Linked DNA regions of Homo sapiens: region 1 is linked to region 2. The links are chromatin contacts, found by Hi-C in ENCODE. All regions are on one chromosome and are shown on one strand. Each heading gives the region's core, a stretch centred on a gene start or an enhancer-like site at or near the end of the contact. The rest is flanking DNA. Distances are from core to core; before and after follow the strand shown.

Region 1 (6,232 bases), core at 957-3,456, 6.0 Mb before region 2:
TTTTGAGAGTAGACAGCAACTATGAAAATATTCAGTTATATCGATGCAACTCAGTCTTCATTAATTGTTCTCATCGGAGCACATCTTTTTCACATTCTGTAAAGTAACGCTCGGTATGGGCCCAAGGAATATTTAATAAATATTTAAAAATGAAGTTAATAATTGTTTTGAAAGCCATATGGTTGATATTTCTTCTTAAATGTAACCAATAGAAACAACATAAGGAATTTGGCCTGTGCATATATTTGCACATTTATGGTACAGGCATTTACATGGAGGTGCCTGTCATTTGTGACACAGACTTCTCATCAAGTTTCAGAAGGAACAGATGTTTCTAGATGGAATAATATGGAGCTTGCCATTGTAAGAATCCTGTAATAAATCCTTTCATAAAATAAATATATCTGAATTATCTCTTGTTATACATTTTCACTCCTGGATCATCTAAAGTAGAACACAAAGATTGTTCATAAACTATTCATTCAAAACAACTTTATATAAAAAGAATTACTGTTGCTGAATTCTGGATTCTTATTGTTGCTCTTTCTTACTAGCATGGGGTTTGGGACAAGTCACCTTTTTAAATTTTTTTATTTATATTTTCCTAAGTGAATTAACACAGGAAGTCATTCACCTTTCTTTGCCTCAAAGAATTAAATTTATTCTTTGACGCTATTAAGTAAATTAATAGCGTCTACTTCATTGCTCAGTCACTAGCAGTTTCTGAAGTCACTGTCTGGCAGTCAGTAGATATCACCTCTGTAACTAGTCTTGTGCAGCTCTCTGTGATGTGATCTGGTAGAGGACTAAGATACAAAAGCACAAGGGTGAATTCTAGGACCACCTGAGCCAGTGATTAGTTGATGACAAGTCACATAGTCTCTGTGAGCCTGGGTAAAATGAAGAGACTGGATTTGCTCTTGTACCTTCCCAATCCCTGGCTCCACTAGCTGTTGGCCACCTTAGACTTGAAGGTCCATTCACTGCTGCTTGCCCTTGAAGCTCAATTGCTGGTCAGAGCTTTACACTCCTGGGAAGCCAGTCCCCTACCTGGAGGCTGAGCCGGTGACACTGGTTCCACTGGGTCACAGCTGAAGCACCACTGGGGATGGGGCATTTATGTGGCCATGAGTCACACTAGGGTAGGGGTAGAGGGCAAGTCACAGGAAGATTGTTGGGTTTTTTTTTTTTTTTTTTTTTTTTGGCCAGTTTCTTTTCTTTCTTTTTTTATCCCTTTGAAACAGAAGACCATGGCGTACAATCTGGTATCTGCCTTCAGGGTTGGGATAATATCTTTGTTTTACAATACTCAGAGTGGCTGGAAGAAAGCTGAGGCCACAGGTCACTAGCAGGTTCTAAAGTCTGAAAATCCCTGGGAAAATTTGACTTTTTATATGCTAATAATTGAGTACTGACAACTCTGGAGGGAGCTTTCCAATTCTTCCGTCATGAAAGTGGACTTTGTATACTAAAGAGGGGTTCATGGATTCATGGTAACCTACAATTCTTCCTTGCGGCCTGAACCAAAGGAATAGCAGCTACAGTTGGGTTTTCCTAAAAGGAGTAAGATAGTCCCAGGCCTCCCTTCTCAAATAAGTGTATCAAGCAGGTGGACTCTGCCAGTCGGGGGTCCCGGTCAATCCCTAGGGCCCTGGGGCGCCATGGGCCTCGTGGGAGGGCTGCGCATCCCAACCATGCCTTCGTCTCCTGGTGGGGCACCGGCGGTACGTCCGATCCTCCAGCCCGCGTGGTCAGGCGGCCGCGGGCCCAAGCATTTCCCAGGGCCCAAGCATTTCATTCATTTATTCATTCACGCAGCAGGTATTTCCCGGGCGCCCTCCTCCTGTGTAGGTGACAGAAACTGGGTGGCGAGCGAGCCAGGCAAAGCCCGGCTTCCCTGAAGCTCCCCGCAGCGGCGGGGGCGGAGAAGAGACCTCAGCCCCGCGGGCTCGCACAGCTGGCGCGGACCACGCTCTCGCCCGGGGCCGGCGGCCTCAGCGCCCCCCGAATGAACACCTTCCGCCCGCTGGCCGCCCCGCGAGGCGGGCCGTGTCGTGGCCCCGGTGCACGGAGGGGGACGCCGAGGCCCGGAGCAGGGCCCGTCTCGGCCTGTGCTCGGAGCCAGGCGGCAGGGCCCGCGGGCCGGCGGGCGGCGCGGAGACGGCTGCGCTCCCGCCCTCCGCCAGCGCCTGGCGGCCGCCCCACGTGACGGGAAGCGGCGGCTGCGGGGTCGGGCCAGCCCAGGAGCCGCGGGCCGGAGCGGGGCGGCGGGGCCCCAGGCCGCGGGGCGGCGCGGGACGGCGGGCGCCGGCGCCGGTGAGTGAGGAGGGCGGCGGGGCGCGGGGTGCGGGGCTCAGGGCGCGGGGCGCGTGGGGCAGGAGGGCGGGGAGCAGGAGTGGGGGGTAGGCGGCGGGGCGGGGTGGAGGGCGAGCCCGTGCGTGTGCGCTGGGGCAGGTGTAGTGGGGGCTGGAACGCGGGGTGGGGGGAGCAAGTGGCTATACACTTGGGGGCAGGTGTGCGGGTGTGCGACTTGGTAGCTGTCCCTTGTGGGGGCCGGCTAGCCTGCTGGGGTGAGCAAATAAGTGTTCACGTGTGTGTGGGATGAAGTGTGCACGGGTGTGGGGTCAAGTGTGTATGTTGTGTGTGAGGAGTGCGTGTGTGTTTAGGGCAAGGGAAGACCTGAGAGACCTCGTCCTTGATTTGGGTTTTCCGGGGAGAAGGGCCAGGAAGGACTTGCACCTCCATCCCTGGTATGGAATGGTTTTGGCGCTGTGATTGAGGTTTCTGGGAGCTCTTTGGATTTGAGAGCTCAAATTCGGGTCACACTCAGGCCTGAATTGTCCTGATCTGGAGAGTAGGCAGGGGTGTGTTGGGGAGTAGGGAAAAGTGCTGTGCTGGGCTTCCTGGCCCCTGTTTTTAGCACCAGGTCAAGGGCTGGAAGCTGTCATCCCTGTGGAATTGTTTTCTTTCCATTGCCTTCTGGAGGTGCAGGTGCAAGTTAGTCCGCCTGCCTCCCTGTGTTAAGTGTTGATATCCTTAAACACGGAAGCTGTCCGGTTGTCTGCACCTGCCGTGGCTTCTACCCAAGGACTGTTGAGTGACCCTCAGGAAGCCTCCTACCTGGCTGCTAAAAATGGGGGCTCACAGATCACACAGCAGGCCTTACTGCACGTGGACTGCACGCGCAGCTGTGGTCAAAACATGTCTGAGCAGAGTTTAATCACTGATGAAGTGCTCATGGGCAAGCACCTTGTCTATCAGGAAGGAAGGCAGCTGCGGGTGTGATTGTGGTGGCAAGTTAAGGCACTGAGAAGGTGTGCAGGGAAGATCCTACTGCGTTGTGTGTGTTGGCTTGGTTGGAGTCAGGATGAACGAATGTAGAGGGACTGTGTGGTGGCTGCTACTCTCTCATGGTGGACATGCTTCTCTCTGTTGGTCAGCCGGAAGCTGGCAGACAACTGAGAGCTCGCAGTTCCATGGTCAGTCAGAAGGAACATTTGGTCAGCTGCTTCCTTTTCTTTTTCCTTCCATTTCTGCCAGCCGAGCAGCCTCAACAGTCATTGCAGCTGCTTCTGTGATGTGTAGCAAAACGCTGCCTGGAGTACTAGAAAGTCTACTGGCTGGAATCTGCTGGAACCTGTCCATAACTAGCCTGCCCCAGGTCATCTATGAAATGGGAGTGATGCTCTGTGGTGGTAATGAATGTGGAGTGTGGGTTCAAATCCTGCCTCTGCCATTTCCTGTGACCTTTGGGCAATTTGCTGGACATTCTGAGTCTCAAATTCCTCCATCAAAATAGGGATAATATTAGAAAAGGCACATGAATTCTAATAAGAAATTGTGCCTGGAAAGGATCCGGCACAGGGTCTGGCATTTAGTAGGTGCTCAATAAATTATTGCTGACAAATATAAATGAGGATGTAGAGCCAGGTCTCCCTCAGCTCTGAAAATATGTAGTTTTATGTTTTGAGTAATTGTTAACCTAACAAATGATTTACTCTGGAGTTAGACTTGTGGGTTCTGAATTCCAATTTGCTATGTGCATCAAGGTTTGCATTACACAATTGAATTGGGTGAGAGGTGAGGTGCCACTGTTAGCCTTCATTCACTCTGCCTTTTCTTCTACACTCATGATTGTGCATGGCAGTCCTCTTGTCATAGCATTGGAGGCAGAGCGTTTTCACCACTGCAGGAATCCCAGGACCAATCTAACCTCAGCTTAAACCCTCCAGAGACAGGGATTTGTAAAGGGCCCATTCTTCATTTAGGCAGCTCCAGTTGAGGAGTTTTAAAAGCATAGAGCTCACTATTTTAAAAATGCTATATTTTCTTTTTGTTGTTGTCTTCTGGGTGGTTTTTTTGCTGTTGTTTTTGAGACAGGGTCTTGCTCTGTCACCCAGGCTGGAGTGCAGTGGTGTGACCATGGCTCACTGCAGTCTTGATCTCCCAGACTCAAGGGATCCTCCCACCTCAGCCTCTCAAGTAGCTGGGACCACAGGCTCGCACTACCACACCCAGATAATTTAAAAAATTTTTTTTGTAGAGATAGGGGTCTCCCTGTGTTGCCCAGGCTGTTCTCAAACTCCTGGCCTCAAGCAATCCTCCTGTCTTGGCCTCCCAAAGTGCTGGGATTACAGACCTGAGCCGCTGCGCCCAGCCAAAAAACTTGCTGTATTTTCTGGGTCTGATATGCAGCTAACATTTCTGTTAGGAAAAAAAAAATGAAGTTATTTGGCTTATTCCTTCATGCTAATATTACAAATTTGTGATCTTTTAAGAAAACTTGAAGAAATTTTACTTAATGGGTTAAGTGTCTTCATCTTGGTCTGAATCCAGCCCTCATTAGAAATACATTAAAGTAGTCATTTGTGGCAGCCAGGTGTTTGGATACTGCCGAATAATTTGGCTCAGACTTTACAACTCATCTCTGTAGCAAACCTGACTCGTTTTTCTTTATTTAAAAAAATAAATACCTACTAAATGAATGTAGAGTAACAACTTAATTTGGTGCTACCCCAAATGACTTTAAGTGCCTCATGAAAAGTGAATTATGAAATCTTGCAGATGATTTGAAATCAAGATCTTTTCTTGATAGTCAAGTAACTGCTGTTGAAAAAGTTAAAGATTTAAGGAAAAAATCACATATTTAAAGATGACAACTGACTGGATATTATGGACTATCAAGTCCTGTAGGTACTCAATAATTTTTTTTTTCTTTTTTTGAGACAGGGTCTCACCCTGTCACCCAGGCTACAGTACAGTGTCGTGTTCTCGGCTCACTGCAACCTCCATCTTCCAGGCTCAAGTGATCCTTCCACTTTAGCCTCCCAAGTAGTTGGGGCTATAGGCACATGCCACCATGCCCGGCTAATTTTTGTATTCTTCTATAGAGACAGAGTTTCACCATGTTGCCCAGGTTGGTTTTGAACTCCTAAGCTCAAGCAATCCATCTGCCTCGGCCTCCCGAAGTGCTGGGATTATAGGCATGAGCCACTGCTCCTGGCCAGTACTCGATAATTTTTTGTGGCTGTTTGAAGGTTCAGTATTGAGGAAGATGTTATGAAGTAAATGCCATATTTCTATTCTGCTCTTCTTCTACCTCCCACTTCTCTTCCTAAACCCTTTTAATTCTAACTGCTGATGGTACTCTTATAGGATGTATATTATATATATGTACATACACACACACATACACCCTTATGCATATGTATGTATACACACACCATATATAGTATGTGTATATATGTGTGTGTATATAAATATATGTTTATATGTATTTAAATAATTTTGATTAGTATTGCCCAGTAAAAAGGATACCAACTATGAATAGTTACATATATTAAATATACATCATGATAATATTAAGATGACAAGTTAGATATTAGACCTTAACTGTCTTTTTTTAATCCTCTTTTTTTAGATACTCTTGCAGATTATCAGAGCAGGTTCATTGCACTATAACTAATCTTGCTGTCTCTGTTGCATGAGTGCAAAAGATAACATAAAATGGTTGTCAAGCAGTATCTTCATTTTCAAAGGGGGGAAAAGTTGACTTTTGTACAAGCCAGTAAATTTATTGTTGATTCCTGACAAATTTCAAGATTGAGTCATTCAACAGATGGCTGTGGGACTTAGAGAAGAACACGGGACCAGCATGGGGTGCAGCTCAGGAAAAGCAGTTGCTGTCACATAAATGTGTATCCTGTTTTGGTAGATTACTATGTTAGTAGAG
Region 2 (6,312 bases), core at 221-2,720:
GAGGCTCGACTGGGAGGACCCGCCCGCCGTCGAGGCCCTACGTGCCCACCCGGCCCGGGGGCTTGGGCCCGCTCCGCACACTCTGGGCCCAGGCCTGGTACCCCGCGAAGCTCATCGCGAGCCCAGACCCCGGTCCGACGCCGCGCCCGGCGAGACCCGCACACTCCACTGAGCCACGGCGGCCGCCGCCGTACGGACCCAACCCCTATCTACCTGTCTTCGCTCTTGTTTTTCTGTTTCTTCCCCATTGCTTGTCAATGGCGCTCGTGGCCCCAGCCCCTCTATTCGGTCTCTCACAGACCCACTGTCTCCCGGCTGACTTTGGTCTCCGCTCAGCTCTTTTCCCCTCGTGCTGCCGCCGCTCGCACCCGGCTCTCCACAGACCCGCGCACTGGAACAGGACACATATGGTGTGAGTTCTCAGTGCGCAAGCGCATCGCCCAGCCGCCTCGGCGTGAGGACGCAGGGCGCGGCTCATCGAGAGCTGCGCTTCGGGTAGAGCGTCTCCGGTTGACCGGCCGACCAGGCAGCAGCCCGAGCGCCCCCTGCCCTCAAGCGTCCGCCACGAGCCGACACCCGCGGGTTTTCCACGTTCTAGAACCCGGAGGTGGACAATGAAGCTGTCAATTTCGCCACCTCACCCCTCTCCCAACGGGGAACGCACGCTTCGGTTCAGGAGTGGGCTTTGGGCTTCCCTTTATATCTTTGTATTCTCAGCCGCACGAAGTTCAGTAAAGAACCACAACGAACCAATAGAGTCCTCTGGGGGTTTGCGAGAGAGATAAATTCAGGACAAAATAGGGACCTCTCAGTAACATCCATGCATTATGCATTATGTACAGTCACTGAATAAAACAGAACAGGACACAGCCGATCAATTCCCTAACATAGGTCTTCAGCTTCACCCTCAAAGCGAGGGCGAGTTCTAAAAATTCCTGTGTTTCGAAGAGTCAAGAGGGGACCTACAGGGGTGGTGGAAAATGTTCTATATCTGGATCTGGCCGGTGATATTTTGGGTTTTAACTATGCAAAAGTTAATTGTGCTGTATATGTTTATGCCTCGACTTTAGGAAAAATGTTAACAAAAGAAAACAAAAAAAAGAAAAATGTTCATTCAACACTAACAGAATGGAAACGCAGTTCAAGCGTCACGGCTGAGCGAGAGCACAGCTGTCTCATTTCCAGTCTGGCGCACTGGACCGTGAATACTGAAGCACGCTCCTGAGAAAGTCCGGCCACGACAGCCTGCGCACTAAGAAACTGCAACTCCCACAATGCTTTGCGGCCTTCCAGTTCGGCCGTGTACCCGGAGGAAAGCAAGGGTCGGACACCTTGGGTTCCGGGCTGCTGGGCGGGAGGCGCACGCGCAGAACTGTTCGCCACCCGACCGCCCGCCCCTTCCTCTGGCGTCCAAGGTGATATCGCGCGAGGTTCGCAGCCAATAAGGAGGCGGATGTGACGGCCCGTTTGCAGCCGCCGGCAGCTACTGCAAGGCAAAAGCCGGAGTGGACGTGTCTTTTGAAACTGCTGCTCTTTCACTTCTCAGGCGTCACCGAGAGCTCAGGTGAGGCAGAGGGTAGTGAGAAGAATCCGACCACCACGTCCGGGTGCTGGTGAACATTCTGCTGCTCCACATCCGGAGCGGAGGAGGGGCGCGGCCCCAGCACCGGTGTCGGTGTCCTGGCAGAGGCTCTTGCGCAAGCGCACCAGGAGGCGTCGAAGTTGGGGCCACCGGGACTGTGCTTTCCTCTGTTTCCCCGGGCGCAGGGAGTGGCCGGCTTGCCATTGGGGAGGTACCTGGGGTTCAGTTAAGGACCAGGCCCCTTGATTGTTTTGGCGGATACCTGTAAGGGTGTCCAGGAAATGACTAGGGAATTTGAGGACGCGCTGTGTCCCGTCCCACCCTTCCAGCGGAGCTGTAAAAAGGAAGAATCAGAGGCTGTGGTTTGAAAAATGAAAAGCTAACGAGGGGTTGCATCGTCTCTTTACCCCATTCTCAATGCTCTGACCACCAACACCTACACCCAGAATAGCTCTTCTTAATCTCGTCTTTTTCCAGTTATCCCATAATTAAATTCTGGGCTCATTCTATAAAGTTCCAGGGTAGGCATTCTCTGTGCTTATCCCTGGAGCACAGCTTCCAACGTTCAATTCAGTATCTTATTATCTTCTCCTTCCAGCCCCCTCACTGAGGGTCACAGTCCTACTGACATTTTTCTTGGGCGATAGGGAGCGTGGAAATCTTTGCTGTGTTTGAAATACAGCACCTTTCCAATTTTATAGCACTCACGAGGAGCTTACAATTTGGTTTTTTAGACTCAAATACTTTTGAAACTTAACAGTGTAGTAATTTGAACAGAAGTCAGGCACGTGTTCATTCAACGTTAAATACATGTTTATTGAGTACCTGCTGTGTTCTATGGAGATACAAAGATGAAATCAAGTATGCTTTTCAAATCCTTTTCCTGTAAAGAAAAAGGAATCAGAATTGAAGTTTGCAAGAATATTTCTCTTCAGCTCAACGTTTATAGAGGGCCTGTGTGGGTCAGAATCTGTGTCAGAAGCTGAGTGAATGAATTCACAGTTTGTTGTGAAGTTTGGGGTGCTTCAGTATTATTTGCAAATGTATCATAGTTCATTGATATGCAACAGCCTCCTGCTTTGATAGGCAAATTATAAATCATTTCTGCAGTAATAACCCTGAGATACACATAAACTTGCCCTCTAATTGTTGGTATAAAATTTCTCGTACAAAATACTCCATTTCTTTTAAAAGAAGTAAAATTTTGGCCGGGCGCGGCTGGCTCACGCCTGTAATCTCAGCACTTTGGGAGGCCGAGGCGGGCGGATCACGAGGTCAGGAGATCGTAGCCATCCTGGCTAACACGGTGAAACCCCGTCTGTACTAAAAATACAAAAAGAAATTAGCCGGGCGTGGTGGCGGGCGCCTGTAGTCCCGGCTACTCGGGAGGCTGAGGCAGGAGAATGGCGTGAACCCAGGAGGCGGAGCTAGCAGTGAGCGGAGATGCGCCACTGCACTCCAGCCTGGGCGACAGAGCGAGACTCCGTCTCAAAAAAAAAAGTAAAATTTTGTACTAATTGCTAGTACAAAATACTCCATTTCTTTTAAAATATATAGTCATGTGCCACATAAGGACATTTCAGTTTTATGAGATTGTAATACTGTATTTATCGTACCTTTTCTATGTTTAGATACACAAATGCCATTATGTTACAGTTGTCTGCAGTATTCAGTACAGTAACATGCTGTACAGATTTGTAGCCTAGGAGTAATAGGCTGTATGGCATAGCCTAGGTGTGTAGCAGGCTGTACCATCTGGGTTTGTGTAAATAGTCTATAATGTTTGAAACAATATCAAAATCACCTAATGATGCATTTCTCAGAATGTATTCTCATTGTTTTGTGGGTTTTTGGTTTTTGGTTTTTGAGACAGGGTCTGGCTCTGTTGCCCAGGGTGGGGTGCAAGTGGTGCGTTCTCAGCCCACTGCAACCTCTGCCTCCTGGGCTCAAGGTATCCTCCTCCCACTTCAGCCTCCCTAGTAGCGGGGACTACAGGCACACACCACCGGGCCTGGCCAATTTTTCTATTTTTAGTAGAGACAGGGTTCCATCATGTTTCCCAGGCTGGTCTCAAACATCTGAACTCAAGTGATCTGCCCACCTTGGCCTCCCAAAGTGCTGGGATTACAGGCGTGAGCCATAGCACCCAGCCTAGAATATATTCCCATTGTTAAGTGATGCATGACTAATTGAGATAGGTCTTCCTTTCTAATCTGAATTAGTTCTATTTTGAAACTCTGATTTTACACAGAGGAGTGATGTTGGAAAAAAACCCAAAATTTAGAAAAGTATTTGGAGTGTTTTACATCAAAGTTAACACTGTCAGTAAATGGAAACCAGTATTAATTTTTGTGACCTCATAGACTTTTTTGTTAGGTAATGGGAGAACAGGAATGGACATTAATGCTCAGGGAACACCAGGCACTCTTCTTTACATAAATGGTAATGAGACGTCTTAGGAGTTAAATGAAACTCATTTGGGCAGCAGCCATGAAAAAAATCTGTGTTTTGCTCAACTGTACTCTGTGTTTAAGTAAAGTTTAATATATATATTTATGTGTAAAACCTCAGTAGGTATACCTTCCTATTGTTCGCAGTTGTTTCTGATTTCTCTTTCCCATTGGTAAAGAACACTGATTGTCAGTATATATCACTAGGTATAACTTCACAACTCATTTCTCTGTGGTTTGGTGATGGTCTTAAAGACTTGTCTTGGCTTTAGTATAGTAAAACATATGCTAAATCAGAAGCACCCTAAATTTGCTGTAAGTAGTTTTTGAGTGGTGTGACTAGAACCTACTGAGAATTAAATTTAAAAACACATAAAAATTGTTAAGCCCAGCATCAAGTGCTTGGATGTCGTTAGAATACTCCATAGAGTACACATTATACACTTGCCAGAATTTTTGAAAATGGTAGAGAAAACCTTGCTTATTGTTTGCATTTTTTAAAATGTATTTTGTAAATCTTCTCCCCAGCACCCAGGCTGAACTCTGTACCATTTGGAAGAATGGAAGCTGATGCATCTGTTGACATGTTTTCCAAAGTCCTGGAGCATCAGCTGCTTCAGACTACCAAACTGGTGGAAGAACATTTGGATTCTGAAATTCAAAAACTGGATCAGATGGATGAGGATGAATTGGAACGCCTTAAAGAAAAGAGACTCCAGGCACTAAGGAAAGCTCAACAGCAGAAACAAGTAACCTCTCTGCCCTGCTTTCTGAAATTGCTATAACAGTATGCGCCTAACAACTTATATATACATGTGCTGTAGTAGTTACATTTCGTTCTTTGTGTTTAGGGTTTTTAAAATTCAGAATACCTATTACTGTTAAAAATTTGCCCAGAAAAAAATATGTTTTAAAGACATTCAAAATTAGCCCAATCTCTATATTAATCCACAGTCGAGTAAAAGAAAGATCTGCCCAAGATCGTTTTTCTGAGCTTGGATTTGTTTGGTTGAATGGAGGGCTAGGGAGTCATTGGTTTCCATTTCAGGTAATATTAAAGCCGATTTAGCTATTTTCAAAGCAAACGAGATAAGACAGATGAGATAAGAGCAATTAAGTCAATTTATGTTGAAAAATGTATTTCAGGCATTTCCAATGAAATAATTATGTGGCATATTCAAAAGAATGCATGCTTTGTAACAAAGGTGGCCACAGCTCTATCGTTGTTGCCTCTTAGAATGTTTGTGTAGAATAAACGCAGAGTTGTAAACTCTGACTGAAACCAGTGGATTAAATTCTGTAAATTGAAATTTTTTTTTCTGCTTTTTGAGATGGAGTCTCGCTGTGACACCCTGGCTGGAGTACAGTGGTGTCATCTCAACTCACTGCAACCTCCGCTTCCCGGCTTCAAGCAATTATTCTGCCTCAGCCACCCGAGTAGCTGGGACTACAGGCGCACACCACCATGCCTGGCTAAGTTTTGTATTTTTAGTAGAGATGGGGTTTCGCCATGTTGGCTAGGCTGCCCTTGAACTTCTGACCTCAAGTGATCCGCCCACCTTAGCCTGCCAAAGTGATGGGATTACAAGCGTGAGCTACCGCACCTGGCCAAATTGAATTTTGATTAAAACATTTTTTCCACTGGGTTACATGGAAATACTTTATCACCAACTCTGGTTCCTTTTCAGTTGACTGTGACTTAAACATGAGGCTTAACTTTTCTGAAGAAATAGGGAGTTTTGACCGGGCATGGTGGTTCACATCTGTAATCCCAACACTTTGGGAGTCCAAGGTGAGCGGACAACCTGAGGTCGGGAGTTCAATACCAGCCTGGCCAACATGGTGAAACCCTGTCTCTACAAAAAATACAAAAATTAGCCAGGTGTGGTGGCGCACACCTGTAGTCCCAGCTACTCAGGAGGCTGAGGCAGGAGAATCTCTTGAACCCGGGAGGTGGAGGTTGCCGTGAGTCGAGATTGTGCTACTGCACTCCAGCCTGGATGATAGAGCAAGACCCAGTTCCCCCACAAAAAAAGAGAAGGAGTTTTGTTTGTATTGCTGTAGCATCACTTTGATATGTTTACACCCTCATGTTTAGAAGAGTTACTACAAAAGGAAATAATCTTTTATAAGTGAGTCCAAATTTTTATATTTTGAGTTTCTAAAATAGAGTACGTTATATGGCTTTTACCTGTACCCTACCGTATTTTAAAAAATAGGCTGCTTTTCTTTTTCTTTTCTTTCTTTTTTTTTTTTTTTTTGAGAGGGAGTCTCACTCTG

The links. Hi-C counts contacts between places; a loop is a spot of excess contacts on that map. Pooled maps may share reads with other maps.
Region 1: a pooled map shows a loop between it and region 2 (9-fold over the local background). The contact joins the promoter of TGFBRAP1 here to the promoter of TXNDC9 in region 2. A Hi-C loop is called at or near these places in 2 of 37 single-sample maps with no recorded cell type and 10 of 50 pooled maps.

Annotation. Positions count from the first base shown.
Region 1 is chr2:105,325,709-105,331,940 of GRCh38, reverse strand. TGFBRAP1 (transforming growth factor beta receptor associated protein 1) reads left to right here and starts at 2,206. Exons shown (of 12, transcript NM_004257.6): 1 at 2,206-2,316. C2orf49-DT (C2orf49 divergent transcript) reads left to right here. Exons shown (of 2, transcript NR_187479.1): 2 at 1-412. RefSeq lists a silencer at 1,892-2,321.
Region 2 is chr2:99,331,491-99,337,802 of GRCh38, reverse strand. It overlaps TXNDC9 (thioredoxin domain containing 9), which reads left to right and starts at 1,470. Exons shown (of 5, transcript NM_005783.4): 1 at 1,470-1,564; 2 at 4,561-4,781. The coding sequence starts at 4,593. EIF5B (eukaryotic translation initiation factor 5B) reads right to left here and starts at 414. Exons shown (of 24, transcript NM_015904.4): 1 at 214-414. The coding sequence starts at 248. RefSeq lists enhancers at 216-325, 32-533, 546-655, 676-755, 766-815 and 5 more and a silencer at 1-145.